Linked DNA regions of Homo sapiens: regions 1 and 3 are each linked to region 2. The links are chromatin loops, found by intact Hi-C in ENCODE. Cell type or tissue: heart left ventricle. All regions are shown on one strand. Each heading gives the region's core, and the rest is flanking DNA. Links, peaks and the distances in the headings are about the cores only. Region 1 has its middle 24 kb from the start of LINC02414. Region 2 holds the start of LINC02370 (long intergenic non-protein coding RNA 2370). Region 3 overlaps LOC105370082 (a long non-coding RNA gene).

Region 1 (10,072 bases), core at 1,391-9,390, 280 kb before region 2:
AGGGGTGTCAGCAGAGGGGCAGGGGCCACACTGGGGGGCTTCCCAGGGAGCAGGGTCCCGGGATCAGCAGGTCACCCTAGGAGGCCTTGTTGAGTCTAGCCTTCAGGGAAGCTGTTTCTGCGATGCCCCAGGCACCTCTCAGCATCGCACAGGGCAGGGCTGTCCTTGAGTTCTAAGTCCTGGGACCTGGTGTTCAAATTCAATGGACTCAGATGCCCCACAGAGCCCATGTGCCCAGCCACGGAGGACGTGGGGTCTCTGACCACAAATGGGGCACGGCCAAAGGGCACCCGGCTCCCCCTCAGCCTGTCACAGCATGAGGTTGGGGGTAGAGTGGTCCTGCAGCCCTCAGCCCCACCCCGCTGGTGTGGAGTTGGGAGGGCACAGGAATGGGAGGGCCCAAGGGCTGAGGACCAGCAGGTGCAGAGTGAGGAGGGGCTGAGGCGTCCAGGATAGAGGGAGGCCGGGCTGAAGGGCGGCTGGGGGTGGAGAGAGGCCAGCTCCTCACACGTCCGCCCCCCAGGTGTTTGAGGCGCGTTCGGTATCCATCTTGGCGGACCTTATTCTGTGGCCATGGTTCTGGGAGGATGGAATCCTGAGGTCCGGTGTGCGGGGCCCCGAACAAAAGCCCCACGGTGTTCGGGGCCAGGCTGGGTGTGGGATGAGCACAGGAAACGGGGGCACAGTTGCGGAGGGAGCCCAAGGAGACCATGGACTTGGCAGGAAAATCCCAGGCAGGGCCCAGGCAGGGCCCCTGAGTCTGCGGGACCCCGAGGCGGGCGCTCCCTCAGGGACCACCCAGGGCATCAGCATGGCCGCCTAAAGTCCTAAAAATACCTGCCTGAAAGGAGCCTGCAGTCAGCTCCCTGGTCTCCCTTCCCTGTTATGACTTCCCAGCTCCTGTTTTTCCCAGGAAGGACAACCCCCCCCATCCCGAATCCCCCAGAGGCACGTCCTGGGAGGGGGCGCAGAGACCGCAGGGCGCCCTCCAAATGAGACTCCTGAAATTTCCCAATCCATTTCCACAAGGTGTACTTTCCTTTAAAATAACTCTAAAAATTTGAATATATTAATCACATAAATAAATAACACACACCATATTACATATCCCATATGTCAATATTTACACATGCATTATGTAAATCGATTTATGCCGTATATTTATATAGATGTAAGCATGTATATGCGATGGAAATGTACACATGACATAATATAAATATTTGATTCCTCATGTTGTTTGGAAGAATTGCCTGTTACTAAAAATGGGACCATAACTGGATCCAGAAAAGTATTTTAACACTTGGAGCTCTTTAGACACAAGAATTACGTTGCTATTTAAATTTCAAACACGTTTTTTGTTGTGGGGAATGTAATCTGGCAATTAGTAAATACTTCCAAGCATTGAGTACTCACTCCATGGAGAAACGGGATGCAGTGAACTGTGAATTGGAGTAGAAAGGATGCTGTGGTTTTCCCTCTGTACATTTAAGTGTGGATGGGGAGAAGGGAGTGGCTGTGGTCTCGGGTGGATGGGGTGAGGGGAGTGGCTGTGGTCTCGGGTGGATGGTGAGAGGGGAGTGGCTGTGGTCTCGGGTGGATGGTGAGAGGGGAGTGGCTGTGGTCTCGGGTGGATGGGGAGAGGGGAGTGGCTGTGGTCTCGGGTGGATGGGGAGAGGGGAGTGGCTGTGGTCTCGGGTGGATGGGGAGAAGGGAGTGGCTGTGGTCTCGGGTGGATGGGGAGAGGGGAGTGGCTGTGGTCTCGGGTGGATGGGGAGAAGGGAGTGGCTGTGGTCTCGGGCGGATGGGGAGAGGGGAGTGGCTGTGGTCTCGGGCGGATGGGGAGAGGGGAGTGGCTGTGGTCTCGGGCGGATGGGGAGAGGGGAGTGGCTGTGGTCTAGGGCGGATGGGGAGAAGAGAGTGGCTGTGGTCTCGGGTGGATGGGGAGAGGGGAGTGGCTGTGGTCTTGGGTGGATGGTGAGAAGGGAGTGGCTGTGGTCTCGGGCGGATGGGGAGAGGGGAGTGGCTGTGGTCTCGGGCGGATGGGGAGAAGAGAGTGGCTGTGGTCTCTGGTGGATGGTGAGAGGGGAGTGGCTGTGGTCTCGGGCGGATGGTGAGAGGGGAGTGGCTGTGGTCTCGGGCGGATGGTGAGAGGGGAGTGGCTGTGGTCTCGGGCGGATGGTGAGAGGGGAGTGGCTGTGGTCTCTGGTGGATGGGGAGAGGGGAGTGGCTGTGGTCTCGGGCGGATGGGGAGAGGGGAGTGGCTGTGGTCTCGGGCGGATGGGGAGAGGGGAGTGGCTGTGGTCTCGGGTGGATGGGGAGAGGGGAGTGGCTGTGGTCTCGGGTGGATGGGGAGAAGGGAGTGGCTGTGGTCTCGGGTGGATGGGGAGAAGGGAGTGGCTGTGGTCTCGGGCGGATGGGGAGAGGGGAGTGGCTGTGGTCTCGGGCGGATGGGGAGAGGGGAGTGGCTGTGGTCTCGGGTGGATGGGGAGAGGGGAGTGGCTGTGGTCTCGGGTGGATGGGGAGAGGGGAGTGGCTGTGGTCTCGGGTGGATGGGGAGAGGGGAGTGGCTGTGGTCTCGGGTGGATGGGGAGAGGGGAGTGGCTGTGGTCTCGGGTGGATGGGGAGAGGGGAGTGGCTGTGGTCTCGGGTGGATGGGGAGAGGGGAGTGGCTGTGGTCTCGGGTGGATGGGGAGAGGGGAGTGGCTGTGGTCTCGGGTGGATGGGGAGAAGAGAGTGGCTGTGGTCTCGGGCGGATGGTGAGAGGGGAGTGGCTGTGGTCTCGGGTGGATGGGGAGAGGGGAGTGGCTGTGGTCTCGGCGTTACTGGAGACACTGAGGATGGGGCAGTTTCTAAAATATCAATGTTCATAATACATGGGGAATTACATTTCTGCAACCATGTCCTTATATTTTAAATGAAAGTACTTGATGTGAACAAGTGAGGAGATAAGAGTGAGGGGGTGGCGAGTTCGTGGAAATGGTTTAAAGCCCACCAGCATGGAGGTGGTGGGGGTGCCTCCAAGCACAGGTGGCAAATCCCGCAAGACAGGAGCAGCAGTTAAGGGGGCCGTGGGTGAAGTTGGGGGGCGGCTGATTACGGAGGAGCTTGTGGTGGGTGGGATCCTGTCCTAGCCCAGACCCAGGGTCTCGGGAGGATGAAGGACAGCAGATGTGGGGGGTGGGGCCGCTCCCGCAGGTCTGGACAGATCCAGGCTGCCAGGGCTGAGTCGGCCAAGGCTGTGGGGGCCCCTGTGTTACTGAAACCAAAGACGATTCTACCTCCCCAAGGAAGGTACAGGAGCCCAATGGAGTTCGAATCTTCCCTGAGCACCACACTCTTTAGAAAGCCCAAACACAAATTCTCTCCCTATTTTAAAAACTTCTTCCACTTTCGGTCCCCTAAACACGTCCTTAGCCTACCTTCTGGGGACTTTTCCACAGCGTGTTAAAGGTTTGGGACTTTCAGGACAGTGGGAAGACATCGCAAGCTGCGTAACAGAGGAGTGGCTATTCACCTGTTGTACCTTAGAGAAAACGCCACACTTTGAGACGAATTAAGAGTCCGTTTATTTAGCCGGTGGTCAAGAGACGGCTAACGCTCAAAGTTCTCTTGGCCCCGAAGAAGGGGCTAGATTTTCTTTTATACTTTGGTTTAGAAAGTGGAAGGGGGTCTAGCTAAAACAATTTTACAGAAATAAAGTAGGCAAAAAAGTTAAATGGATAAATGGTTACAGGAAAGTAAACAGTTCCAGGTGCAGGGGCTTTAAGACTATTACAAGGTGATAGACGCGGGGCTTTGGGCGTTATCAATCGGGTGAATTCCTGGGAACTGTGGATATTGCTCGCCACAGTATCTTATCAGTTAATTGCATTCTTGGATGTGCTGGGAGTCAGCTTGCACAAGTTAAGTCCTTGAGGAAGGGACTGCCAGTGAAAGAGCCAAGATGGAGTCTGTCTGGCTCTCTTAGCCAAGGGAGAGTCTAAGAACAGGGTTAGTAAAAACAAGGTTGGGCATTACACACCCATAGAGTCATTTCCTGGACATTTGTGAGGCTTAGGATGTGCCAGGCCTGGGGCCAAACACCTGCTGCACTCTCTCCTGAAGCCGACAGAGACCCTAGACAGCAGGTGCTGTCCTCAGCCCCTTTCTCCAGATGAGAAAACCAAGGCGTGGACCTGCCCGAGGCCCCAGCCAGCACCTCAGCGGGGCTCCTGGGTCCTGGAGTCCTGGGTCCCGGCCAGGCGAGCCCAGAGCTCTGCTCTGAGCAGACACAGCCTGCTGCTTTTCCAGGGTTCTGGAGTTAGAAAACAATGGACACACGCTGTGAAAGCTGCTCAGCCCTTTGTCTTTGAAATGGCACCGATGTGGCCGGTTCTGGGAGTTCCTGGGGGAAACAAAGTAACTTAATCTTCCAGAGACTCAGTGAAACCTGAAATAGCTCTGGTCTCTCCACGAAGTTGGACAACTTCCATCCAATTAATTACCAGAACAAAACACAGAATCAGAAAACATCTTGGATTGCAAGAGTCGTTGGCAATACAATTTAACTCTTTCCACCTCTGGAATTAGAAATCCCATTAACAGCCTTTTAAGTTTGAAACAGCTGATTCCAGCTGAGCCTCATTAACTAGCAGCACCCGCTGGCTGTCTCTTCTCGGGGCTCCTAGGGAGAAGCACAGTCACTCAGAAAATGAGGCCAGGGTGATGAGTGACACAAATGGGCCCACAGCCTGGGACACAGGGGACATGTCCACATCCTGTGAGAGCAAGGCACACCCAGCTGTCTTCCCATGGGCATCTATGAGCCCCTCTGTGCACTGGGCTTCCTGGCACTACCCTCCCTGTGGAACCTGGCCGGCTGCCAGGAGAAGCTCAGTGGGCATCATGGGTGCTGGGCAGGGCCTCCCATCTGCCAGAGGCTTTTATGAGCCCTGGGTGACAGCAGCCTGGGAGTCCTGGAGGGGACAGCTGAGGGGATGTCTCTGCTGCAGGCCACACCCCTGGCTTATCTGGGAGTCCCCTGCTCCCTCGCTCTGTCCACATGGTCTGGTCTGGGTGGGGCTGACTCCACCCCCAGGTCAGGTGTGCTCCTGTGACCCAGACCTGTGAGAGGAGAACATTCCATTCTCATGGCCTGGGCAATGGGTTCCGGGGTGGGCACTTGGCTGTGACCCAGACCTGTGAGAGGAGAGCATTCCATTCTCATGGCCTGGGCGATGGGTTCAGGAGTGGGCACTTGGCTGGACCTGCTTGGAGAAGTCAGTCGGCTTCAGTGGACTTAGCCCCAAGGAGATGCTGGCCTGGGAGGGCCCTGGACACAGGAAATCAGAGCCCTGAGGTCATGCCTGAGCTGCAGGATCACGCTGTGCCTGAAGCTGTCCCGGCCTGAGGATTTCAATGCATTTCCTCTGGTGCCTGGGCTGGTCTGGGGCTTCTCTCACCCCCAGAGTCCTGACTCCTGAGCGCCCCCTGTGGCCTGTGCAGAAGAGGGTGGTTGTGGACACTCTCCCACCCAGTGCAGCCGCCTGTGGCCACCCTGAGGACAGTGACATGGTGCTGAATTCACCTCCTGTGTGATGTTGGGACCCTGCTCCCCAATGGGGGCCTCACCCCCAAAAATGTCTCTGGAGTCTTTGGGGTGCTGCTGTTGACACATGAGATCAGTCCTGCCATCTGATCTGGCACTGCTGCTGGCACTGCTGCTGGCCCTGCTGCTGGTCAGTCAGCTCCTGGCCACCGTGCTGGGGTCTGAGCCCCATGGACATCCCGGGGTCCTCAGCCCAGACCCAGGAGGGACACAGGGAGTAGAGTGGGGTGATGCCCCCGTCACCTCCCGAGGCCCCGGGAGTGAGTGCCGGGACCCTCTGTCCTAACCCTCTGCCTCCCTGGGTGTTAACCCACCTGGGCAAAAGTGCGTGGTTCAATGCCAAGGCCAGGGCCATGGGCCCTGCGTTTCCCTGCAGAGTCCCTGGGCTTCTTGGCCCATCACAGGCTTGAGGATCAGCACCTGCAGCCCGTGGTGGTTGTTTTCTCATCTGTAAATGCGGATTTGGGCTTTAGAGCTGACTCTTTGTCACCGAGAGCACAGCCTGTCTTCTCTGTTCCTTTCCTTTGTGACTCAGAGGCCCTCTGCGCCTTGGTGGGAGGAAGAGGAATCATCCTTGTTGCTGACCCCCTGCGACGGTGCTGGCTGGACGGGGTGTGCATCGTGCCAGGAGCTGGTCCCTCATTCATCCTCACAGCAGCCCTCCCGGGCTCGCCCGCCGTGACTTTCACTCCCATTTCACAGACGAGGACCCTGAGGTCCAGGGAGGCTGAGTGGGCTGCCCTCCCCAGCTGGAGCCTGGAGGGGATTTGAACTCGGGCCTCAGGGCAGAGCCTGTCGCTGTCTGGGCTGGGCTGAGCTGACTCCCCAGGGCCGTCAGCTCCACTGCATCCTGACCACCTGGGAACTGTGGTCAGCACTTTCCAGGCTCAAAGGCATGGCTGCTTACAGCGTGCCCGAGGGTAGGTGCCATCGTCCTCACCCTGTGCACTCACTGTGCCCGTCTTTGCTGGGTGAGGGCCCTGTCGGGTCCTACTCTGGGCACTGAGGTACAGAGGGCGGCCCTCCTGCCCTGCCCCGGGAGGGTGCTGGTCTCCACCAGGACACAGAGGGAGGTGGGCGAGGCCACAGCCCAGAGAGGGAGGGCAAGGTGGCGGGGGTGGGGGGTAGAGGGGTAGGACTGACGGTGGCAGTGATAGCAGTGAACCCCGGGTGAGGAGAGGCATGGACTCCCCTGCATATCAATGGGGAGCCACAGAAGCTTGTAGAGGAAGGTCATTCTGCCCCGGGTCCCCCAGGGAGCTGGGGCCTCAGCTGTCTACCCTAACAGCTGGGCCTTCTGGCCCCTCCTACCCTGAGAAGTGTGGCCTCTGTTTTTGGTGAGGTCACAGCTGCAGGGAGGGCCAGGGGGCCGGATGCCTCAGACTGCAAACAGCTTCGCCCAATACCCCCTGTTGCGGGGCAGAGGCTGGAGCTAGAAATAGCCCCGCAGTGACCCCCACCCCAGCCACACAGGGCAGGCCTCCTGACCACAGGTCCTGGGCCACCCCTTCCTGCTCACGTGGGAGGGAACCCTGGGCTGGGGGAGGCTGTTCCCCAAACAAGGCCACCTTGTGTAGCTCTCTGAGGGCCTTTTATAATCTCCTTCCCTCCCCCAGGACAGCCCAGCTGCAGCCCCTCCTCACCAGCGACCCCTGGGCCCTTTGCCTCGGGGCCAGGCAAGCGGAGAGCAGAGAGCAGTGTGTGAGGAGGGAAAAAAGCCGGACTACAGGGACCCCAGCCACCCGCCAGCCCCTACCCTGCAGCCTCTCCTGCCAGAGGCCGAGGCTCCTGAGCTGCCCCGTGCAGGGAGTGTGGCCAGGCGAGGCTCCGTGGAGTGCAGGAGCTGCGGCAGCAGGAGAGCCAGGAGGAGGCTGTGGCTCTTGCCCAGGCAAGCAGACATGCCAGCTGTACGCAGTCCTGGGCCACGTATCGTGTGTGGTCTTAGGAAATGTGAGTGTACACTTGGTGCGTGCCTGTGTGTGCCCATGTGCATGTGTGTGTACACAGCCTCAGCCCACATATCATGTGTGTGAATTCAGGAAACGTGTGCGTGTGAGTGCATGTGTGTACATGCGCGTAGGTGTGCATGTGCCTGTGTGTGTTCTCATGTACACAGCAGAGCTGTGGGTCTCAGCCCCCGCTGCAGGCTGGAACCCCCTGGGGGTGTGGTGGATCTGGAACTTGGGAAGCAGCCCGGCAGCGTCGCCCAGAGCTGAAGATCCACTTACCCCGACCCAGCAGTTCCACTCCGGGGTGTCTGCACCACAGACAGGGGCATGTGTGTTCACCAGAAAGTGCTCTTAGCGGCACCGTTCGTGAGCGCCAGCCTGGAAATTGCTGCAATGCGCGTTAATCGTGCAGTGGGCACGTGAGCGGGAATGGCCATGCTGGGCCTCCCTGTCCAGGGGAGCCCTGACCCCCTCTCCCCTGCCCCGGGGAGAGGCTGAGGAGCAGTTTCCAGGCCTGGGAGGGATCTGGCCATCCTGGGAGTGACTGGGGAGGATGGAGAGTGCTGGCTCAGCCCACAGTGACTGCACAGCTCTCCCCGCCGCCTCCTCCTCCAGGAACAACAAGGGCCCTTGTGTCCGCCTCCCCCAGGGACAGTGCCCCAGTGAGGAACAGAGCCTGGCCTGGGAGGTGGCCCCAGGGCAGGCCTGGGTCCCAGCGGTTAAGTCTGGCCTCAGCCCTGGGGCTCTGGGCGGGGCTGCAGTGAGGGGATGGCGCTCTCGGTGCACCAGACTGGAACTTCTGCCCCCTCCCCGGATAGCCAGCTCTGCCACCCGCTGAAAAGGGTCCCTGGGCTGTGGACAGGCACCGTATCATGCTCTGCTATGTGGTCCTGAGGGGGACAACAGATGTCCCTAGGGTCCGTCCAGGACTCACCTGCCTGTCTCTGTATTTCTCTGCCAGGTCACCCCTACTTGGTGCACGTGATTCACAGGTGGGAAGCCACGCCTCCCAATCAGCATATTTCATACTGTGGTCCTGGGATTGGCTCAGGCATGGCCATGTGACCCAAGCTGGTCCAATGAGAATGTGCCCGGGACTTTTTCTGAAACCCCTGGGGAAGGGAGGCTTTGCCTCGCAGTTGCTCAGTTAAGAGGAGCTCTCTGAGGGCCATTTCCAGGCCGCCTTCCCCCATCAGGGACACAGGCAAAGTGCAAGAGCCCTGAGGATTTCCAGGGCTACAAAAATGTTTTAATTTCTTTTAAAATTAGAAGAAAATATGAGCTCTTAGGTCAAAGAAATATTAACCTATTCATCTTTGTACCAGTTGTAAAATAGAAGCTTAAAGGTGATTTTATGGAGGAAGGAGCCCACGAATGCAAAAGGGCCCAGGGCCCATGGAAGCCGCGTGCAGCCCTGTCTCTGCCGCCGCACAGGAGGGGGCCTGAGATGAGGATGGTGAGCTGACGGCCAGGGCCGGGTGAGGGTGACGCCCGGGCGGTGCCAGCCATCCACAAAGTCCTGCTGTGTGTGTACTGGCGTGGGCAACCTCATCAGAGCCCCACGGCACCTCACCATGATCGTTTCACAGACGGGGAGAGCGGGACCCAGAAAGGTTAAGCAATGCCACCAAAGCCACACTGCTTGAAAGTGGGAGAGCTGGGTCTTGAACATTGAGTTTGGCTGCGGAGTCTGAGCTGGGGAACCGCTGAGCTGCTTTCTGTCTGAGGGCAGGGTTGAGCCTGGGCCTGTCCTGATGCTGCCAGCCCCTTCTTAGGGTGCTCAGGTGAGGGCGTTGGTGAAGCCCCCTTTCTGTCACTTGCCTCCAAGACAGCCCAGATGACACACATGTGGAGCAGGGGCAGAGGAGAGCTGGGCAGTGGCTGCACCAGCCAGGAAGCAGATCCTGCTCCGCCGGGATATCAGACTATGTGGGCTCTGCAGCATTCACGATCCTACACTCCCACTCTGGGGTCTGGTGAGTCCTCCCCCTGCAGCAGGAGAGCAGGCTTTCCCAGAAGGTGAGCCCCACTGCTGTCCAGATGTGTGATGGCAGCTTCCTGTGAGGAACCAGACATTGTCCAATTGTGGGGGGTCTGGCTTCTTGGAGGTTTGCAGAGTGTGGCAGGTGTGGAAAAACTTGAGGCCAAGGAAAGTCCTTTCGAACAGGATTAAGCAGGTGGCATGTTGGTTGTGGTGATTCCAGTACTGTGTGCGTGTGTGTGTGTGTGTGTGTCTGTGTGCATGCACGTGTCTGCACATATGCATTCATGTATGTATGTCTGGGTCTGCGTGCGTGGGTCTCTGTGTGTGCATGCATATGTGTATATGCATTGTGTGCCCATGTGTGTGCACATCTGTGTGCACCTGTTGAGCCAGTTCTGTGAGTCCCCCTGAGGGCCAGGAGGCCGTGGGCAGGGCTGGTCCTGGAGAGCACTTTGTTTTCTTCTCCACACACTTTGGGTTCCCCCGCTGAGTGCACCCCCTGCATTTGGCTGGCTGCTTTCACCCCAGCCCCGCTCCTCCTGTGCCCAAGAA
Region 2 (10,072 bases), core at 664-8,663:
CTCCTCAACCCCATCGGTCTCTGATTCCTTATCAATCCTGCTACAGTCTTAGGCAGAGTCATCAGTTGGATATAAAGTTTCTCGGTCTGTTTTTAGTGAACGTACATGGAAAACACGTACAGAACTGGAATCGTGGAATAACTCACATGTGGAATTGAATCCTAAGCACAAGTTTGGTACCAAGGTCCACACATGAGGTGGGAATCATGCAGCATGAAGTCCCCTGGGGAGTCCCACACGGACCTGCATGGTAGCCACTGCCACCTGCCCCACCAGCCCAGCACGGCCGGCTTCACCCTGATGCTTCTGCAGTTGAGCAGAAGATGATGGTGGGTATGAACTTGGAAGCTAAACGGTCTGGATTTGCATCGCTGCACTTCTATAAGCCCATCTGTAAAACAGGTTTATGTGGATTCAGTAGTTGAATATAGGAGAAGCCGTAAGAGGGATTCTCGGCACTTCATAAATTCTCGGACGATGTTGGAAATGACGGCAGCGAAGAGCACGATGATCACTGTTACAGACTACAGCTTCCCAGCTGGCAAGGTGCCCACACCCCAAGGGGCAGGAAGAAACAGAGACAGGTAGGGACAGTGTGCTCCTGCTCAGGCTCACCTTGCTGCTGCGACGCTGGTGGCCACAGTTGCTTGCAGGACCTAAGGCCACCCACAGCGTGGTGTCCAGCCTGGCTGACCTTACCCTTTTCCGAGGGACCTGAAGTAGTTGAGGGTGGTCCTGGGACATGCTTGTATATTTTAGAGGTGCAGAGTGTAGAATTTAGAAGTAAAAGGCCATCGTGATTGCAATGTACTTCGAATTAATTCCAAAAAATCTAGAGAAGAAGCAAATGCAGGAAGTTATCGGTAATTGTGACATCTGGCTGATGGTAAATGGGTGTTCTCCATACCCTTCTCCCTCCATTTCTGCATGTTTAAAATTGTCCACAATAAAAAGATGAAAACATGAATGAAAGTATCTTTTGCTAAAACAACAATATAGTGGAGATGAGGTATTATTGCATGAATACATCTACCTGCACAGATTTGAAGCAACCTCTGATTAGCCCCAAGCAGGCCCCACAGTAAATAGAGCAGGCATAATATCCTCCATTTAACAAGAGCCTCCCTGAGCCCGGGGGTCAGGTGCATCTTTGGTGAAGGTCTTTTTATGAAGCACTTGCCTGCAGCGCCTTTTTGTGAATGTCTAATCTGATGTCAGGTGGTCCCTCCAATGTCAGCCTCTGGTAGAAAAGTGCTACTCCCAGAGAAAAGCGTATTCAAAACTGCAAAATCATATCCTTTTCTGCCTCCTGCAGGGCTCTTGGCTCTTGAAAAACTGCTTAATATTTCCTAAAACCCAGGGGCTATTTTCCACTCTCCTCTCCTCTCTGCATTCCATTCAGCAATCCCGAGGGGATGTAGATGAGGATGCTGCCTGTTGTTTCCTTATTCAGGAAATTCTAAGGCATTTTCTCTACATGGAGGATTTTGAAGAGTGAATGAGAAAAGATAAACATCTTCAGAAAGAATCTCTGGGTGCTGGCAAGCAAGGAATGAGTTTTGCATTCGGGGAGGCCATTTGCCTTCAGTGTGGGGAGTCGGCAGTGTCAGAACTTGGCAGTGAACCTGAGGACGTGGACAGGAGCAGATGGGATGTTTGACTTCACCTCCCTTTTTCTCCCCGATGCATTTCAGTGCAGGTCTGCTGTGCTGCACCAGCTGCGTGGCTGAGGAGGAGACGAGGAGGAGGTTCTTGGGCACAGGAGGAACGGGGCTGGGGTGAAAGCAGCCAGCCAAGTGCGGGGGGTGCGCTCAGCGGGGGAAGCCAAAGTGCGTGGAAAAGAAGTGCTCTCCAGGACCAGCCCTGCCCACGGCCTCCTGGCCCTCAGGGGGACTCACAGACCTGACTCAACAGGCGCACACTCACACACAGGCACACATGCATGTACACAAGACACGTGTGCATATGAATGCACCCATGCACATGTGCATATGTACAGACGTGCATGGCACAGACACAGAAACATGAATCTGCACATGCACACACATGCATGCACACAGAGAGACACACGCATGCACACACATGCGTGCACAGAGAGACACACACAAGCACACGTATGCACACATGCGTATATACGTATGCATGTATACCACAAACACGCACATGCACAGATACACAAACACATTCACACACACACATGCACACATATGCATGCACACACAGAGACACACACAAGCACACATGTGCACACATGCATATATACGCATGCATGTATACCACAACCATGCACATGCACAGATACACAAACATTCACACAGACACACACATGCACACACACATGCACAGAGACAGAAGTACATGCACACACACACACATGCACAGAGGCATGCACACATGGAAGAAGCAGATACAAATGCACATATAGACACGTGTGCACACACATGCAAACACAGACTCAAAGTGTGGGAGACACCACCACCACTGCGCTGTCTGCTTACCTGTGTTTAGGGACTTTCGAGTTTTTCCACCTCTGCCACATTCTGCAAACCCCGAGAAGTGCAGCCCTTTTGGGTCATGATGGTGTCTGGTTCCCCTGCAGGAGAACATCTGGGCAGCTGTGGCGTTCGCCTTCCAGAGAGACTCCTGTCTCCTCCTACTGGGGAGGACTCACCGTGGACACCTGCAGATTGCTAAGTCATATCTCCAAGACGTTCTGGAGCCTGCTTTTCCACAACTCGAATAACTGTCGAATTTCCCACAATTCGAATAACAATAGAACGTGTCCCCATTCATTTCAGAAAGTGGAGGGCTCAGTGGAACAGCCCAGGACCTCATGTGAGGAGGAGATGGGGGCTGCTGAGGCCAGCATCAGAGCCTGGACAGGCACAATAGAATGTCCTAAAGAATTTCTGGAGACATGGCGAATTGTACTGCTGTCTAGATTTGCTCCTCCCCTGTGGCCCCAGCCCTGCTCATGCCGTTGGGTTAGGCCAGTCAGTGAGTCAATGGAACCAGTTGATTGGTTAGACGGTCCAGGTATTGGCTGCCGATGTGAGCGTGTGAGGATGGTAAAGGGCTGGCCCCCAGGTTAGGCTGGGCACACCTGATTTGAATAGATATTACACAAAATGTCCTCCAAACAGACTGCTCCTACACGCACTGCCACCAATGATATGAGGGGGACTGTCCCATCTCCCCCAGGCCCTTTTCCCTTCCCTAAAGACGGCAGAACAGGTTCTGTCTTTGCAATGATGAACCCAGACTCAGGCACCTCCAGTGGCTGAGCTCCCCAGAGAAGGCAGGGCCAGCCTCGTTCTGCACCTCCAGGCCATCCCACCATTGCAGGAGGCAGGGCAGGCATTTAGAGGAAGGGGAGGGGACACAGGGAGGACAGGAGCCGGGCCTTTCCCCCAGGGCTTCCTCCGTCCTGCTCCTGCAACAGCTTCTGGGCTCCGCTGGACCTCACCTGACCCTGCTCCCTGCACGGGGCAGCTCAGGGACCTTGACATCTGGGAAGAGAGGCTGCAGGGGAGGGGCTGGCGGGCGGCTGGGGGTCCCCGTAGTCCGGCTCTTTTCCCTCCTCACACACTGCTGTCTGCTCCCCGCTTGCCTGGCCCTGAGGCGAAGGGCCCAGGGGTCGCTGGTGAGGACGGGCTGCAGCTGGGCTGTCCTGGTGGAGGGAAGGAGATTATAAAAGGCCCTCAGAGAGCTACACAAGGTGGCCTTGTTTGGGGAACAGCCTCCCTCAAGCTCAGGGTTCCCTCCCATGTGAGCAGGAAGGGGTGGCCCAGGACCTGTGGTCAGGAGGCCTGCACTGTGTGGCTGGGGTGGGGGTCACTGCGGGTCTATTTCTAGCTCCGGCCTCTGCCCCACAGCCGGAGGCATTGGGTGAAGCCATTTGCAGCCTGAGGCATCCAGCGCCCTGGCCCTCCCTGCAGCTGTGACCTCACCAAAAACAGAGGCCACACTTCCCAGGGCGGGAGGGGCTGGAGGGCCCAGCTGTGAGGGTGAATGTGGCTGAGACCTTAGCTCCCTGGGGACCCAGGGCAGAATGAGCTTCCTCTACAACATACTGTGGCTCCCCATTGATGTGCAGAAGAGTCCATGCCCCTCCTCAGCTGGGGTTCACCAGTGTCACTACCACCCTTAGTCCTACTCCTCTACCAGCACCCCCTGCCACCTTGCCCTTCTTCTCTGGGCTGTGGCCTCATCCACCTCCATCTGTGTCCTGGTGGAGACCAGCACCCTCCTGGGGCAGGGCAGGAGGGCTTCCCTCTGTACCTCAGTGCCCAGAGTAGGACCCGGCAGGGCCCTCACCCTGCAAAGACGGGTACAGTGAGTGCAGAGGGTGAGGACGATGACACCCATCCTCGGGCACGCTGTAAGCAGCCATGCCTTCGAGCCTGAAAAGTGCTGGCCACAGTTCCCAGGTGGTCAGGATGCAGTGGAGCTGATGGCCCTGGGGAGTCAGCTCAGCCCAGCCCAGCCAGCAACAGGCTCTGCCCCGAGGCGCGAGTTCAAATCCCCTCCAGGCTCCAGCTGGGGAGGGCAGCCCACTCAGCCTCCCTGGACCTCAGGGTCCTCGTCTGTGAAATGGGAGTGAAAGTCACGGCGGGCGAGCCCGGGAGGGCTGCTGTGAGGATGAATGAGGGACCAGCTCCTGGCACGATGCACACCCCGTCCAGCCAGCACCGTCACAGGGGGTCAGCAACAAGGATGATTCCTCTTCCTCCCACCAAGGCGCAGAGGGCCTCTGAGTCACAAAGGAAAGGAACAGAGAAGACAGGCTGTGCTCCCGGTGACAAAGAGTCAGCTCTAAAGCCCAAATCCGCATTTACAGATGAGAAAACAACCACCACGGGCTGCAGGTGCTGATCCTCAAGCCTGTGATGGGCCGAGAAGCCCAGGGACTCTGCAGGGAAACGCCGAGCCCATGGCCCTGGCCTTGGCATTGAACCACGCACTTTTGCCCAGGTGGGTTAACACCCAGGGAGGCAGAGGGTTAGGACAGAGGGTCCCGGCACTCACTCCCGGGGCCTCGGGAGGTGACGGGGGCATCACCCCACTCTACTCCCTGTGTCCCTCCTGTGCCTGGGCTGAGAGGTGGGGACGACCGTGGGGCTCAGACCCCAGCATGGTGGCCAGGAGCTGAGTGACCAGCAGCAGGGCCAGCAGCAGTGCCAGATCAGATGGCAGGACTGATCTCATGTGTCAACAGCAGCACCCCAAAGACTCCAGAGACATTTTTGGGGATGAGGCCCCCACTGGGGAGCAGGGTCCTGACGTCACACAGGAGGCAAATTCAGCACCACGTCACTGTCCTTGGGTGGTCACAGGCGGCTGCACTGGGTGTGAGAGTGTCCACAACCCCTGAGGAACCTGCAGAACTGTCAGCTCGGGGGTCCCAAGATCAGCCAGATGAGTCTTGATACACCTGTGAACCGTTGGAGGACTTGCATCTCCTATTTCGGAAGGAAACATCCCAGACTAAAAAGGCTCCTACCACTGATCCTGAAGGAAAACCCTTTTCTCCTTAAAAAGATAAGTGAAGGCCTACGTAATCTTTATCTGTAACACCTCTCCTTCCCCCTTTAATGGAATCCTTTTACTATTTCATCATATTACTAAGCAGCGTATTAACCATACTCTTCAGGATAGGACTACATACTGTAGCTCCTACCGGGACGAAAATCCTAATCACATTAACCTTCTTTCTATCTTCCTTCCTTCTGACAGCAATTTATGCCTACCTTTAACTCAGCCTGGATAAAATGATCTTGTCTTCCAGAGCACCCTTTTACCTTCCTATTTACTCTGCCTGTCTATCCCTCCTACTTCCTTGGATACCTCATACAATCACCCCTCCCCTTCCTCTAGCTCCTAATTACCTCTACAAGACTCTCAACTTAACCCACTCAATGTTAAACCAGTCCAGTCCTTCCTGGGCAAATGACTGTTGGCTTTGTATCTCTCTATCAACCTCTGCTTACATTGCCACTCCCATTCCCACAAAAAATTGGGTCTTTACCAGCTTAACCTACCACCCTCATTATGAAGGAAAAGACCCTTTCCGACTTCTAAATATGCAACCATTAGCCGGCTTCCCCATCTCTGATAGGACCAAGAGTACCCTAACAGGACCCACAATCCAACTTTTATGTTCTTACATTTCCAACCTCACCTATTACACAAGCAATGAAAAGCCCATACACTGCCCTGTAACTACGAATACCATCTTAACTTTCTAAGCCCCTTTATGCATCCAGTGCAACCTGTTATCAGGCCTGCCCCTGGGGCACCTGCCACCCCATCAGTGTAATTACACCCTACATCTTCAAGCCCCAACTGATCATAGTAACTTCTGAGTCACCCAAACAGCTCCATTCAGACAGCTTGTCCACTTCTCAGGTCCCCCCAAAATCACCTCTTCCCTGCTTAACAAACAGTTCAGGTTTTGTGATGGCAAACATACTCCCTGCATGACTGTTCACCCCTGGAACCCCTGCAGCAGTGCCCCTACCACTAGTGAATGCCTTCTCATCCCCTCTTTCAGTCACTCTCTCGAATGGTTCCTAGTGGATACAAAACGGTTTTTCTCCAATGGGAAAATAGAATGCAGGCAGCCACTCAGTTTGCTCCCAACACCCCTTTCCAGCTGCTCACCGGAGCTACCTTGGCAAGTACTCTAGGAGTATGGGAAAATGAAAACAACAAACTCACACCTTTTTAACATACACAACCAGTTCTGTCTACCCAGCCAAGGTATATTCTTCTTACGTGGAACGTCGACCTATATCTGCCTCCCCACCACCTGGACAGGCACCTGCACCTTAGTCTTTCTAAGTCCCAACATTAACACTGCCCCAGGAAATCAGACCCTATCAGTACCCCTCAAAGTTCAAGTCTGTCAGCGCAGAGCCATACAACTAATACCCCTACTTACAGGGTTAGGAATGGCTACTGCTAAAGGAACCAGAATAGCCAGTTTATCTACTTCATTATCCGACTACCACACACTCTCAAAGGATTTCTCAGACAGTTTGCAAGAAATAACGACATCTATCCTTACTCTACAATCCCAAATAGACTCTTTGGCAGCAGTGACTCTCCAAAACTGCTGAGACCTAGACCTCCTCACTGCTGAGAAAGGAGGACTCTGCACCTTCTTAGGGGAAGAGTGTTGTTTTTACATTAACCAGTCAGGGATAGTACGAGATGCCACCCGGTGTTTACCGGAAAAGGCTTCTGAAATCAGACAATGCCTTTCAAACTCTTATACCACCCTCTGGAGTTGGGTGACATGGCTTCTCCCCTTTCTAGGTCCTGTGACAGCCATCTTGCTATTACTTGCCTTCAGGCCCTGTATTTTTAACCTCCTTGTCAAATTTGTTCCCTCTAGAATTGAGGCCATCAAGCTACAGATGGTCTTACAAATGAAACCCCAAATGAGCTCAACTAAGAACTTCTATTGAGGACACCTGGACCGACCGGCTGGCCTAAAGAGTTCCCCTCTGGAGGACACTACAACTGCAGGGCCCCTTCTTTGCCCCTATCCAGCAGGAAGTAGCTAGAGCTGTCATCGCCCAATTCCCAGCAGCAGTTGGGGTGTCCTGTTTAGAGGGGGGATTGAGAGGTGAAGCCAGCTGGGCTTCTGGGTCGGGTGGGGACTTGGAGAACTTTTCTGTCTAGCTAAAGTATTGTAAACACACCAATCAGAACTCTGTGTTTAGCTAAAGGTTTGTAAATGCACCAATCCGCACTCTGTAAAAACGGACCAGTCAGCACTCTGTAAAATGGATCAATCAGCACTCTGTAAAATGGACCAATCAGCAGGACGTGGGTGGGACCAAATAAGGGAATAAAAGCTGGCCACCCGAGCCTGCAGTGGCAACCCGCTTGGGTCCCCTTCCACGCTGTGGAAGCTTTGTTCTTTCACTCTTCACAATAAATCTTGCTGCTGTTCACTCTTTGGGTCTGTACTACCTTTATGAGCTGTAATACTCACTGAGAAGGTCTGTGGCTTCACTCCTGAAGTCAAGCAAGACCACAAACCCACTGGAAGGAAGAAACTCCGGACACATCTGAACATCTAAAGGAACAAACTCTGGACACACCATCTTTAAGAACTGTAACACTCACCGTGAGGATCCGTGGCTTCATTCTTGAAGTCAGCGAGACCAAGAACCTACTGGAAGGAACCAATTCCGGACACACAGCCAAGTGCCCACCCCGGAACCCATCACCCAGTCCATGGGAATGGAATGTTCTCCTCTCACAGGTCTGGGTCACAGGAGCACACCTGACCTGGGGGTGGAGTCAGCCCCACCCAGACCAGACCATGTGGACAGAGTGAGGGAGCAGGGGACTCCCAGATAAGCCAGGGGTGTGGCCTGCAGCAGAGACATCCCCTCAGCTGTCCCCTCCAGGACTCCCAGGCTGCTGTCACCCAGGGCTCATAAAAGCCTCTGGCAGACGGGAGGCCCCGCCCAGCACCCATGATGCCCACTGAGCTTCTCCTGGCAGCCGGCCAGGTTCCACAGGGAGGGTAGTGCCAGGAAACCCAGTGCACAGAGGGGCTTACAGATGCCCATGGGAAGACAGCTGGGTGTGCCTTGCTCCCACAGGATGTGGATGTGTCCCCTGTGTCCCAGGCTGTGGGCCCATTTGTGTCACTCATCACCCTGGCCTCATTTTCTGAGTGACTGTGCTTCTCCCTAGGAGCCCCGAGAAGAGACAGCCAGCGGGTGCTGCTAATTAATGAGGCTCAGCTGGAATCAGCTGTTTCAAACTTAAAAGGCTGTTAATGGGATTTCTAATTCCAGGGGTGGAAAGAGTTAAATTGTATTGCCAAAGACTCTTGCAATCCAAGATGTTTTCTGATTCTGGTTTTGTTCTGGTAATTAATTGGATAGAAGTTGTCCAACTTTGTGGAGACACCAGAGCTATTGCTGGTTTCACTGAGTCTCTGGAAGATTAAGTTACTTTGTCTCTCCCGGGAACTCCCAGAACCGGCCACATTGGTGCCATTTCAAAGACAAAGGGCTGAGCAGCTTTCACAGCGTGTGTCCATTGTTTTCTAACTCCAGAACCGTGGAAAAGCAGCAGGCTGTGTCTGCTCAGAGCAGGGCCCTGGGCTCGCCCGGCCCAGACCCCAGGACCCCAGGACCCAGGAGCCCCGCTGAGGTGCTGGCTGGGGCCTCGGGCAGGTCCAAGCCTTGGTTTTCTCATCTGGAGAAAGGGGCTGAGGACAGCACCTGCTGTCTAGGGTCTCTGTCGGCTGTAGGAGAGAGTGCAGCAGGCATTTGGCCCCAGGCCTGGCACATCCTGAGCCTCACAAATGTCCAAGAAATGACTCCGTGGGTGAATCACCACTCCTCTGTTACACAGCTTGCGATGTCTTCCCACTGTCCTGAAAGTCCCAAACCTTTAACATGCCGTGGAAAAGTCCCCAGAAGGCAGTCTAAGGACATGTTTCGGGGACTGAAAGTGGAAGAAGTTTTTAAAATAGGGAGAGAATTTGTGTTTGGGCTTTCTAAAGAGTGTGGTGCTCAGAGGAGATTCGAACTCCATTGGGCTCCCATACCTTCCTTGGGGAGGTAGAATCGTCTTTGGTTTCAGTAACACAGGGGGCCCCACAGCCTTGGCTGACTCAGCCCTGGCAGCTTGGGTCTGTCCAGTCCCGCAGGACCGGCCCCACCCCTCACATCTGCTGTCCTTCATCCTCCTGAGACCCTGGGTCTGAGCTAGGGTGGGCTCCCGCCCACCACAAGCTCCCCCACAATCAGCCGCCCCCCAACTTCACCCACAGCCCCCTTAACTGCTGCTCCTGTCTTGCGGGATCTGCCACCTGTGCTTGGAGGTGCCCCCACCACCTCCACGCTGGTGGGCTTTAAACCATTTCCACGAACTCTCCACCCCTTCACTCTTATCTCCTCACTTGTTCACATCAAGTATTTTCATTTAAAATGTAAAGACATGGTTGCAGAAATGTAATTCCCCATGTATTATGAACATTGATATTTTAGAAACTGCCTCATCCTTCCCAGTGTCTCTTTCCATACTGCAGCATGGG
Region 3 (10,072 bases), core at 1,230-9,229, 100 kb after region 2:
GACCTCACTGTGCCCACAGGCTGACCTCTATAAATGGCACCAGTGGGGCTCCCTGCCCTCTGGATTCTGTTGGATTTGACTGATGAGAGTCCCCAGGAGAAGCCTAAGATGGGAGAAGACAGAAGTTGGAGCAGGTATTGCCCCTGCCTGACTGATGTTTAGCAGTGAAGTTTTTCCCCAAATAAGATCTCAGATCCTGCCAGGTGACCCCTCTCCCAGAGTTACAACCCTCCCTGCATTCCAGAAACAAAGCCCCACACCTGTGCCCTGGGGCTTGTGGTGGATAACAGTTTCCCTGCTTATCCAGTTCGTGGGATGCAGGTTCCCCACCCCTACTTGGACCTCTGTAAATAGCCTCTGCTTTGAACTCTCTGCAGGGAGCCCTGTGGGTCTGCTCTTGGACTCAGGTTGTGCAGCCAAAGAGCAGGTCAGATGTGCAGGTGAGCGTCAGAGCAGCCGGCCCTGGGTGGTCCAGCCCCACCTCCTCTGCCTTCTAATGAGATTGTCTTAACTCTTTGTCATGGTAGATCAGCCTTCTCCATATGCCAGAAAACATGCGGTCTCTTCCTCCTCTTGGCTTCATGTCAGTTCCAGTTTGAAAAGTCCCAGAAAGGCCAATCTGGGGTGAGGTGACCACCCATAGACCAATCAGTGGTGGCTATGGGGGCGGAGTCATGTATGAGCACAGTATCTTCCTGGAACCAGACAGTTGGATGGGAGGAACGTCTCCCAGGAGAAGAGAAGGTGCATTTCCACACACGGTGGGGGGTGCTGGAATGATGAGAAGTGAAGCCCCTATGTGGATTCCATTACCTGTGGCCATTGTGATATGTCATCAAACCGACAGCACTTATCAAAATTTGAAAAACTGCCCATTCCGTTTTTAACCCAGGAGCCCAGATGCCCATGGCAGCAACAGCCCCAGTACTGAAAGGTGCCCTGAGCCCAGATCTAAGAGGTAGAGGGGGCTTGTTTTAGGGCTGTCAGACCCCCAGGCACTGCAGGTAAACCCAGGACAGCCACCCCCTGAGAGGGTGACCCAGCCTTGGATCTGTCCTCGAAGATCAATAATCCCGAAGCCCTGCCCTTGACCCCTGGGGCTCTGCACCCCACGCGCTGCTGGAGGACTCAGGCCATCAGTCTGGATTTCCCACCCTGCATGCACAGCAGTCCCAGGCTCAGCTCCCCATGAAGGACACGGGTCACTCACAGCGTTGGTAACAGAACTGAGACCGCCCACCCCACTCCATGCCTTTGACATCCTCTGGCAATTTTAAAGAGGTTGGAAGCTGCAGTTTCTCTCCTCACTTTGAATCTAGGGTGATTACTTGGTTGCCGGCACTCCTGAAATATTTGACTGAGAGGTACCTGGGGTTTGGCTTCTAAATCACTGCCACGGGGTTGGACACGTGTGTGTGTGTGTGTGTGTGTGTGTGTGTCTGGGTCCTGCGGGAGCTATTTAAGGAGGCTGTTTTGCTGCTGATGGGGTTGGATGCGCGCGTGTGTGTGTGTGTGTGTATGTGTGTGTGTGTGTGTGTGTGTGTGTGTGTGTCCGGGTCCTGTGGGAGCTACTTAAGGAGGCTGCTTTGCTGCTGATGGACAGACTCAGATGTCAGTGTCTGAAAAGCATGGACTCACATTCTGAACGCTGAAGGGGGGATGCCTTGGTGCTGAGAGTCATGGTTGCATCCGGGACTGTGTCTGGGTCTTCTTTCTGACAGGCAGATGGACCGTTGCTCCTGGAAATGGAAGGCAATGTGCAGGCCATTTCACAGGGAAAATATCTCATCAAAAACAAGAGATTGGTTCCCCACAGCGCCCCGCTTCAACTTCTGTGAGCACAGAAGTGGGAAGGACTCACATTTAGATGCCTGAGGCTGGCTCATGAGTAGAGAGAAAGTCTGGTTAATGACCAGGGCGAGCTGAGGAATATCAGAGGCCTGAGTCTGGCTGAAGCTGGGAGCCTCGGATACAGGTGACCCAGTCCAGGAGATAGCTGAGGCTGAAGCTGATTAATGTCAGTTCAGGGACCCTGCAGGGTGATTTCGGAGAAGCCACTTGACCGACCTCGGGAGATGCAGCCCAATTATTGGTTGGAGACTCAGCCCCATCAGTAGAAGTGATGAACATGATAATGCCAGTGACGCAGGCTGTGTAAAGTCTGGAGAACCAGAGGGTTGGGTCAGGAAGGAGGGACAGGTGAGGATCAGCCTAGAAGAGCACACAGAGCTGGGAGAGGAGCCCGCTGCAAATGTCCCTGGGATGTAGCCTCAGCCCGGGTCAGAGCAACGCTGGAGCTGCCGCCAACCCTCCTGCCCCCAAGTGAGGGCTCCTTCCCTCTGCTTGAGTCCACATGCTTCTCCCCTCAGCACACCCCTGACACCTCCACAAGTCCCAGGTGCTGGCTGCTGGTGGAGAGTTCTGAGGCCTCAGAGATGCGAGCTCTCGGGATGGGGACAGCAGCCCGGGTTCAGCTGACAGAGGAAGTGAGGAGCAGAGCCCAGCCCAGGCGTGTCTGAGAATGGCAGGGGCAGTCACCGATGGGACAGCCTCCGTGGGCTGCTGGGGCGGGACTCGGGGAATGGGTGAGCAGGGGCCTTGGAACCCTAGGTGGGATTCATGGTGCTGGTGTGGCTGTGAGCTCTGAGGGCCATAGATGAGGGTTAGCTGGGCCTCTGATACTGCAGCCCCAGCATGGTTCTGTGGGAGGGTTCCCTGGCTTCTTTCAGACATGGTGGCAGTCACTGGCATTCATTCATTCATTCAATGTCCTGGCCAAGGGCCAGGCATGGCCTCCATGGAAAGGTGTGGGGAAAAAGACTGAACCTTTTTCTCCCAAACACTTCTATGTGTCCCACACAGAAAAGCTTGGAGAGGTCACATGATGCGGTTCCCATATAAGGGCCTGAAGAGAAGATCACGTGACCTACCATGGCGAGGGTCTACATCAGCGTGGCCTATGGCCAGACGGTGGGGACTCTGCTGTGGACGTCACTATCATCTAAGAAACCAATGTCCCTGAGCCCTGGCTGTCCACCAGGGCCTGTGCTCAGGCACAGTCTCTTTGAGAAGCTTCTGGTCCAGCAGAAAGAGTCATGGAACTAGGACCCCAGCATTCAAGCAACAGTGGATCCCTCACCCTGGGCCCCTGCAGCACCAGGGACTGGAGGCACAGAGGGCAGGCGCTGGCAATGGGAGGAGGCTCTGGAGCACCCGTCTCCAGCCTCCCGGAGTCCTGTGTGGGCAGCGGCTGCCGCTTTCTGAAGGTGCCCTCAGCCACACTTGGGCCTCCTCCTGGGAAGGGAGGGTCCTGTGATGGACATGGGAGGTTCCTGTCCTGCCCTCTGAGGGCAGGGCCTGGACCATGGAGCGGGGGTGACTCTGCAGCCTCCATCCCTGACCGAGGAACCTGCAGGGAGAGAGATGGGCAGTCCTAGAAGAGACCTGGAGTCCTCTGAGCAGGGCACAGGCAGCTGTGCCACGCTGGGCTGGAGCACCAGAGCCAGGAAACCAACTGACCTGGGAGGGCAGGCTCCTCATGTGGCCGCCAGCTGGCCCCGAACCTTCCCGAATGCGCTGCTGTGGTCACCTGCATTCCCTTCCTGAGGTCCGGGTCTGCAAACATGCGGGCCCTCGCAGAGCAGCTGCTGCAAGCGCCGGCATTCCTCATGGAGAGAAGGATTCCTTTGATCTCACCCTTCCTGTCAAAGGGGCTCCAGCGTGAAGGAGGGTCTACGGGAAAGCCTGCGCCGTGTTGGGAAGCCCAGGGTCACATGGGTTACGTAACTTGGTGCTCTAACACTGGACCGCAGGGGACCCGTAAGACACTCCATGCCTTGTCACAGTGGCTGCAGAATCACCAGGTCACCCCAGGGCTCACTCCACCCCTGGAAGCCTGACTTCTGTGGCAGCAACAGCTGACATACGACCAGCCCATGTCCTGCAGATCCAAGGGGGAGGGGCCTTGTTTTGGTGCCTTCTAACACCCTACTCACTGCAGAGAGCCAGGAAACCACCCCTGAGCTCTTCTGCCCTGGCTGGAGGTCCCTGAGCCCCTATCTGGGCCTCTATGGAGCCCCACACCCTGGATAGCTCAGGTGGTCCAGTGCAAAGCCCCTCCATCCCAGACCCCAGCAGCGCAGGCTCCGCCCCTTGGGGAACCACAGAGCACCTCCGGGTTCACGTGAGACGACTTGCTGCTGCCACTCCTCTGACATCTCCCAACCTTTCCAGAGGAAAGACCAGACTGGCTGGCTGCAATTTCCCCCTCCCTTCACATCAGAGAGTGATGTATTAGGTGGGCGGCGCTGCTGAAACGTGCAATTAGAGACAGACCTGGGCGCTTAATTTCTGGATCATCGCCCGGATTTGGGCACAGGTGCCTGTGTGTGTCTGGGCCTCCTGGCTCCCTTTCAAGGGCTGCCTCCCGAGCACAGACTGGGGCGTCTGCCTGCAGACGCACCGACACAGGTTCAGAGAGCTGCAGAGGAAGCCTCAGCACTGGAAACATGGTCGTGCTCCCGCGCTGTATCTCGGAGATAATTCACCCTTCATCTGACACTCGGGTGGACAATTGTCTTCAGAAAGGAAAGACAAGTCAGTGGTTATTGTGCAGGAAAATTGTGCACCAAAAGAGAGAGAAAGATTGGTCCTCACACAGCTGGCGGTATTGTCTTCTGTGCATACAGATATGGGGAGTGTTCCTGTTTAACGTCTCAGTAAGACAAGAGTCAGATGGGCTGTGCGTTCCAATTCTCCTTTCAGATGGCAGTTTTCCTGTGTGGAGTCTGGGCCTTGTGTGCACATGGAGCAGCGGTACTGCCCATGCCTGCTGCCTGGAGCTCCACGGGCAGAGGGACAGGGCACCCTGCCTGCCCCAAGGCGAGCTTCCTGGGTGGTACTGGAGACCAGGGAAGGAAATAGCTGTTAGCGAGATTGCTGTGTTTGAATTCACATTGCAAAGGGAAGACAGTTGACACATGGATCTTATGAAATGCATTAAATGACTTGTCGTCATGACAAATAACAAGAGTGATAACTGCTAAAGAGAGTCCAATAGCACAAAAGCAACTTAAAAATATCATTAGGCATTATCGGCAGGCTCTTCTGGCTGAGGTAGCATAAATGTTTTAAGAAGCAGTTTCCACATCCTTCCCACAGGGAGCTGGCTGTTGTCTTTTTCAATTTTTAAATTTGTATTATCTAATTATTTCTAGGAAAACAAGTCTCATGAACTTAAAGTTCCAGCTTGTTTGAAATCCCCTCTTTTTCTCTCCCTAACCTTGTGGGTGATCACCCGACCCAGCTGAGATTTCCCTCGAGTTCTGCTTTGCTCATCTCTAATTATTTACAGTTAGAAATGGGAAGGGCCCTCAAGGCTTTGAGACTCCCGCTGGACACAGCCTTGGGACAGTGACTGCTGCCCCCAGTGTGCTTTCCTCCTTTTTTGTTCTGTGGCAATAGAGTCCCCAGGATTTAGCAGGACACACGAACTCCCAGAATAAAGACTACAATTCCCATGCTCCCTTGCAGCAAGGCGTGGTCACATGACCATGTTTTGGCCAATGGGATGAGAGAGGAAATGGTGCATAGCACTTCCAGGTCATGCCCCTAAAGCCTGCCCTCTTCTTTCTCTCCACTTGCCCCTGAAGGAGAGTGGATGCCTGAAGCCATCTTGGATCACAGTAGGGAAGGGGCAGCCAGGGCTACTGGAGCACCCATGTTGGAAGATTGGGGCCTTTACATCCTGGGGTCAACACAGGGCCCTGGACAATTTATTCCTGGAGTGTGGATAACAGGAAATCCCCATTTCATTTAAGCCACTCTTATATGGGGGTCTCTTTTCCCACAGCTGAACCTTCCTGACCATGCACTTCCTGTCACACATGGAGCCATGGACTCCCCTCCCCTGTTGCTCAGCCCAGATTCCTGCCTCCTCAGGGACATGGGGTTGTTAGGTCCTCAGTAGTGTGCATTCCTTAATTCATTCTAACCACGTTCCGCTCACTGACTATGTGCCAGGTTTTGTGCTTCATGGTGGGGCTACAGCCATGGACAAGTGTTGAAAGTAAAAAGTTCATCTTCAAAGTTTCCCTTCTTGTTAAAGAACAAATCATAAGTGTTAGAAATAATAGTTTCTTTTAAAAACTAAACTAGTTTTTAAATAGTTTTACATAATAGTTTCTTTAAAGCCTTCTTGCTTTTTCTTAATAACTCTTTGTTAAGCCCTACCCTAGGTAGCTGTTAGACATATGGGAATAAGTACATTCTATGTCCTTTTACTTTAACAAAGATATCTGTGCTGGACATGCTCACAGTCTATGCCCCTTCCCTATTTAGAAATATTATTACTTCTCTAAGTCTTTTTGTAAGCAATTTCCTCTTTTCCTTTGTTCTCTGTTGCCTTTACCTATTCAAGAAAGTTTTAAATTATTAGCCAGTCAGATTTAGTTTAGATTGTGCAGTCTGGCTCCAGCCAATGGAGATAGGACACAGTAGCAGGGACAAGCTGCATAAGGGATGAAAATTGCTTCCCTCCTTTGTTCAGGTGTGCCTTCGCCATTGTTCCATCTGCGAGGAGCACTGTTTCTGCAGAAAGTAAAATTGTCTTGCTGAGAAAAACTTTTTTGTCTGAATGCTGATTTTTCCTTGAGGTACTGAGGAACAAGCATTCTATTTCTAAATAAACATTTTACTTATAACAACAAAGCCCCTGGAGTCTGGAGTGGAGGTGTCTGCTGGCTCTCGGCAGCCTGCAGCCTGTACTGGGGAAAGGGTGTGTAGCCCCCAGCTGGGGTGCTTGAAGTGACTCCTGCAGCTCCTCCCTGCCACTGTCTCTCAATCCCTGAACTCCAGTCTTCTGCCCCTCCCTAGGACAGCACAGGAAGAACCTCCTCAACATCCAGACTACTGCAGAGTATTTAAAGAGGATTTAGGATGGATCAACAGACTAGAAATGTCTCCCCATCAGAATGATGTAAGATACTGGAAAATTGCAAAATCTTACTTGCACAGGCAGGAGAGTTTCTCCTCAACCCCTGTTTCTACCCCAGGCTCAAATTAAATTGTTAATCAGACTTTTATACATATGAGATATGTTTTATAAAATATTAGTCCCAATTAAAACACCTACATCAGATAACTCACAGTAAGATAAGTGAAGACGTTCATCTGCCAGCCATCTTTGTGTCTTAAGTGAACCCAATATAAATAACAAGCTTCAGCACAGAAAGCGTTAGGCATGTATATTAGTTATCTCCAGGCAAAGACTTGGGAAATATGAAGGAAGCCGCACTGATGAGCCCAGATAGTGAATTGCTGCATCGTCTGCTCTTCTCCCCATATCACGTCACCATGAATTGAGTTTTTTTCACTCACATCATCACATTTATGTTTAAAACGGTGCACAGTGCAGAGTGGGCCCTGGAGGACTGGTTCTTGAATAGGTAAGTTTTCCCATCTTGAGACACTGGCTCATGCTTCAGCTCTGATGCTGTGGAATCATGTGACTGGGACAAAGGATGCCACTTCTCTCAACCTTAGTATTTCTATTTATAAAATTAAGGGGAAAATGTGAAGAATAAGAAACTTCCAGGGTGTGGCAGAGTCTACTGGTTATACCTCAATGACCATTCCTTGCATCTTCCATTGTCTAAAATATTTAGCTAAGTACATGACTATTTAGAACACAAACTACGTTCTCCAGTGTTCTGTTTAGCTATGTGTGGTGAAGCAATGAATTTCTTTTTATTTTATTTATTTTTTTTTTTGAGACGGAGTCTCGCTCTGTTGCCCAGGCTGGAGTGCAGTGGCGGGATCTCGGCTCACTGCAAGCTCCGCCTCCCGGGTTCACGCCATTCTCCTGCCTCAGCCTCCCAAGTAGCTGGGACTACAGGCGCCCGCCACTACGCCCGGCTAATTTTTGTATTTTTAGTAGAGACGGGGTTTCACCGTTTTTAGCCGGGATGGTCTCGATCTCCTGACCTCGTGATCCGCTCGCCTCGGCCTCCCAAAGTGCTGGGATTACAGGCGTGAGCCACCGCGCCCGGCCTGAATTTCTGACTAATAGGTCATGAAAAAAAAACAGCACCCTTAACAAAAAGGGTTATGTGTGGTTTCCACTGAGGTTGTAAAATGCTATAAAAAAACATAATTCCTACACTAACAACAAGGAAAACCCAGGTAATCTACAAAATCATACTGGATTTCCTTAAAGCCATTAGATAGCTGGGGTATCACGGTGCCTCCAAGGAGAGATGGGGAGGGAGCAACTGGCTTAACTTGGACAGGGAGTGGGGACAACACAAAGCTTCTATAAGTGCTGTTAAGAACATTACTTCCAAAATGTTTAGCAAGTTTCTACAGGCTCTATATGTGTGTTCTATCTGGTGAGTATAGAATCCTAGTGGGCACAGGTACATGGGCAGCGTGCAGCCATTTTCAGAGGTTTCCCCATGGAGCTTGCTATATACTCGAAATATTGGAGCCAGGATGAGAGTGGAGAAAGCTTCCTTCTGTGGCATCAGCCTGGGTAAAGGGTACAGTTGTCACTGTAGAAAATGGATAGAGCCTTCCTAGATCTTTCTCTCCAGTCTCACCAAGGAGCAAAAATCTTAAACAACTGAGGGCATTGGGGATGGGACAACAAATCATGCTGCCTCCAGGCCATAGACAGAGACCCACTGTGACTAGACAAAGGGAAGAGAGAAACACCCTCCCCGGGGACAGCCAAAAATACCCTAGGCCCAGATTGTAAGAGATGCTTTCTGTTGAGGGAGGGCTGGAAACTCCCACACAAGAAACACCAAAACGATAAGATAGAGTTTGAATGCCGCTGGAGGGGGAGCAGAAGCACTAGGTGAGCCTTTCCCTTGAGTCTCAGTGACACGCAGCCTACCTAATACTTATGCTGACCCAGGAAAACAGAGAATGCCCCAGCCCTCATCATGAGGTTAGCAGGCATTGACAAGACAAAACAGAACCCATGGGAGAGGGCTAAGCTGGTATAGAGAGACCCTGTCTGAGGCTCAATCTCATAAATACAGCCTACAGCAGAGCGTGAAGCAAGAGCATTGAGAAAAATTTTCCAGTGACTCAATCCCTACTGTAGACACAGGTAACACTAGCAGAATTTGAAGCTTTGTGGTACACTGAGAGTAACCACAGAACAGAGACATTTAAACGCAGCTCACTGTCTAGAATCATTTACCTCCCATCCCAAATAAAGGCCTAGTTAAAGAAGAGGCATATGCCCAATTCAGGTACAAGTACCGTTACCTCAATTTCTATTGTCTATGCCATGTCTTAACTTTTTTTTTTTTTTTAATGAGACAGAGTCTCACTCTGTCACCTGGACTGGACTGCAATGGCATGATCTCAGCTCACTGCAGCCTCTGCCTCCCGGGCTCAAACAATTCTCCCACCTCAGTCTTCCAAGTAGCTGGGACCACAGGTGCACACCACCATGCCCAGCTAGTTTTTTGTGTTTTTGGTGGTGACACAGTTTTGCTGTGTTGCCCAGGCCGGTCTCGAACTCCTGAGCTCAACCAATAAGCCGGCTTCAGCCTCCCAAAGTGCTGGGATTACAGGCATGAGCCACTGTGCCTGGTCCGCATATCTAACTTCCAACCAAAGATGACAAAACACAAGAAAAGGCAAGGAAAAAAATCCAACGTCAAGAGACAACATGATAAACCCATACTCAGATATCACACACAATGAAACTGTCAGTCAGTGAATGTCAAATAATTTTGATTAATATATTAAAGGCTTCAATGGAAAATTGAAGAATATGAATGAATATAGCAAATTTCAGCAGAGAGATCGAAAGGACCACAGAGGATGAAATGATGAAATGCTCATGCAAGAGAAAAATCTCAACAAAGGAGCTACAGAATGCTTTCCCCAGACTGTCTGTCTGACACCAGGTAAGGAGAGTTGACACACAGGTAAGGAAAGAATAAGTAATCATGGAGATAGGTCAGTAGACCTGTCTCCATGGGAAACAACTAAAACTGAAAGAGGGGGGACAAATTTTTAAATCTTCATTTCTCCAAGTAAGTTCTCAGCACAG

Evidence for each region. A loop is a pair of places that touch in the nucleus more often than their neighbours do. Peaks named below come from ENCODE experiments on the same cell type or tissue, not always from the same donor. Only the 100,000 strongest peaks of a DNase experiment are listed, where the experiment ranks them.
Region 1: a loop joins it to region 2, with 20 times the contacts of the local background. A loop is called at or near these places in 42 of 110 quality-filtered maps.
Region 3: a loop joins it to region 2, with 10 times the contacts of the local background. A loop is called at or near these places in 3 of 110 quality-filtered maps.

What each region holds. Positions count from the first base shown.
Region 1 is chr12:131,619,254-131,629,325 of GRCh38, reverse strand. No RefSeq gene overlaps it. Among named protein-coding and RNA genes, the nearest start is that of LINC02414, 24 kb to the left of the region's middle. RefSeq lists enhancers at 3,691-4,446, 5,203-5,958. In heart left ventricle, for the core only: no CTCF peak of the experiment used is centred there; no DNase peak of the experiment used is centred there; H3K27me3 peaks cover 3,208 bases.
Region 2 is chr12:131,340,088-131,350,159 of GRCh38, reverse strand. It overlaps LINC02370 (long intergenic non-protein coding RNA 2370), which reads right to left and starts at 2,690. Exons shown (of 5, transcript NR_103736.1): 1 at 2,499-2,690; 2 at 616-832. RefSeq lists enhancers at 1,256-1,800, 2,993-3,630, 8,497-9,072, 9,073-9,646 and a silencer at 4,172-4,396. In heart left ventricle, for the core only: no CTCF peak of the experiment used is centred there; a DNase peak (open chromatin) is centred at 3,859; H3K27me3 peaks cover 2,361 bases.
Region 3 is chr12:131,238,598-131,248,669 of GRCh38, reverse strand. LOC105370082 (a long non-coding RNA gene) reads left to right here. Exons shown (of 4, transcript XR_945559.3): 3 at 9,768-9,926. Among named protein-coding and RNA genes, the nearest start is that of LINC02415, 54 kb to the left of the region's middle. In heart left ventricle, for the core only: no CTCF peak of the experiment used is centred there; no DNase peak of the experiment used is centred there; H3K27me3 peaks cover 986 bases.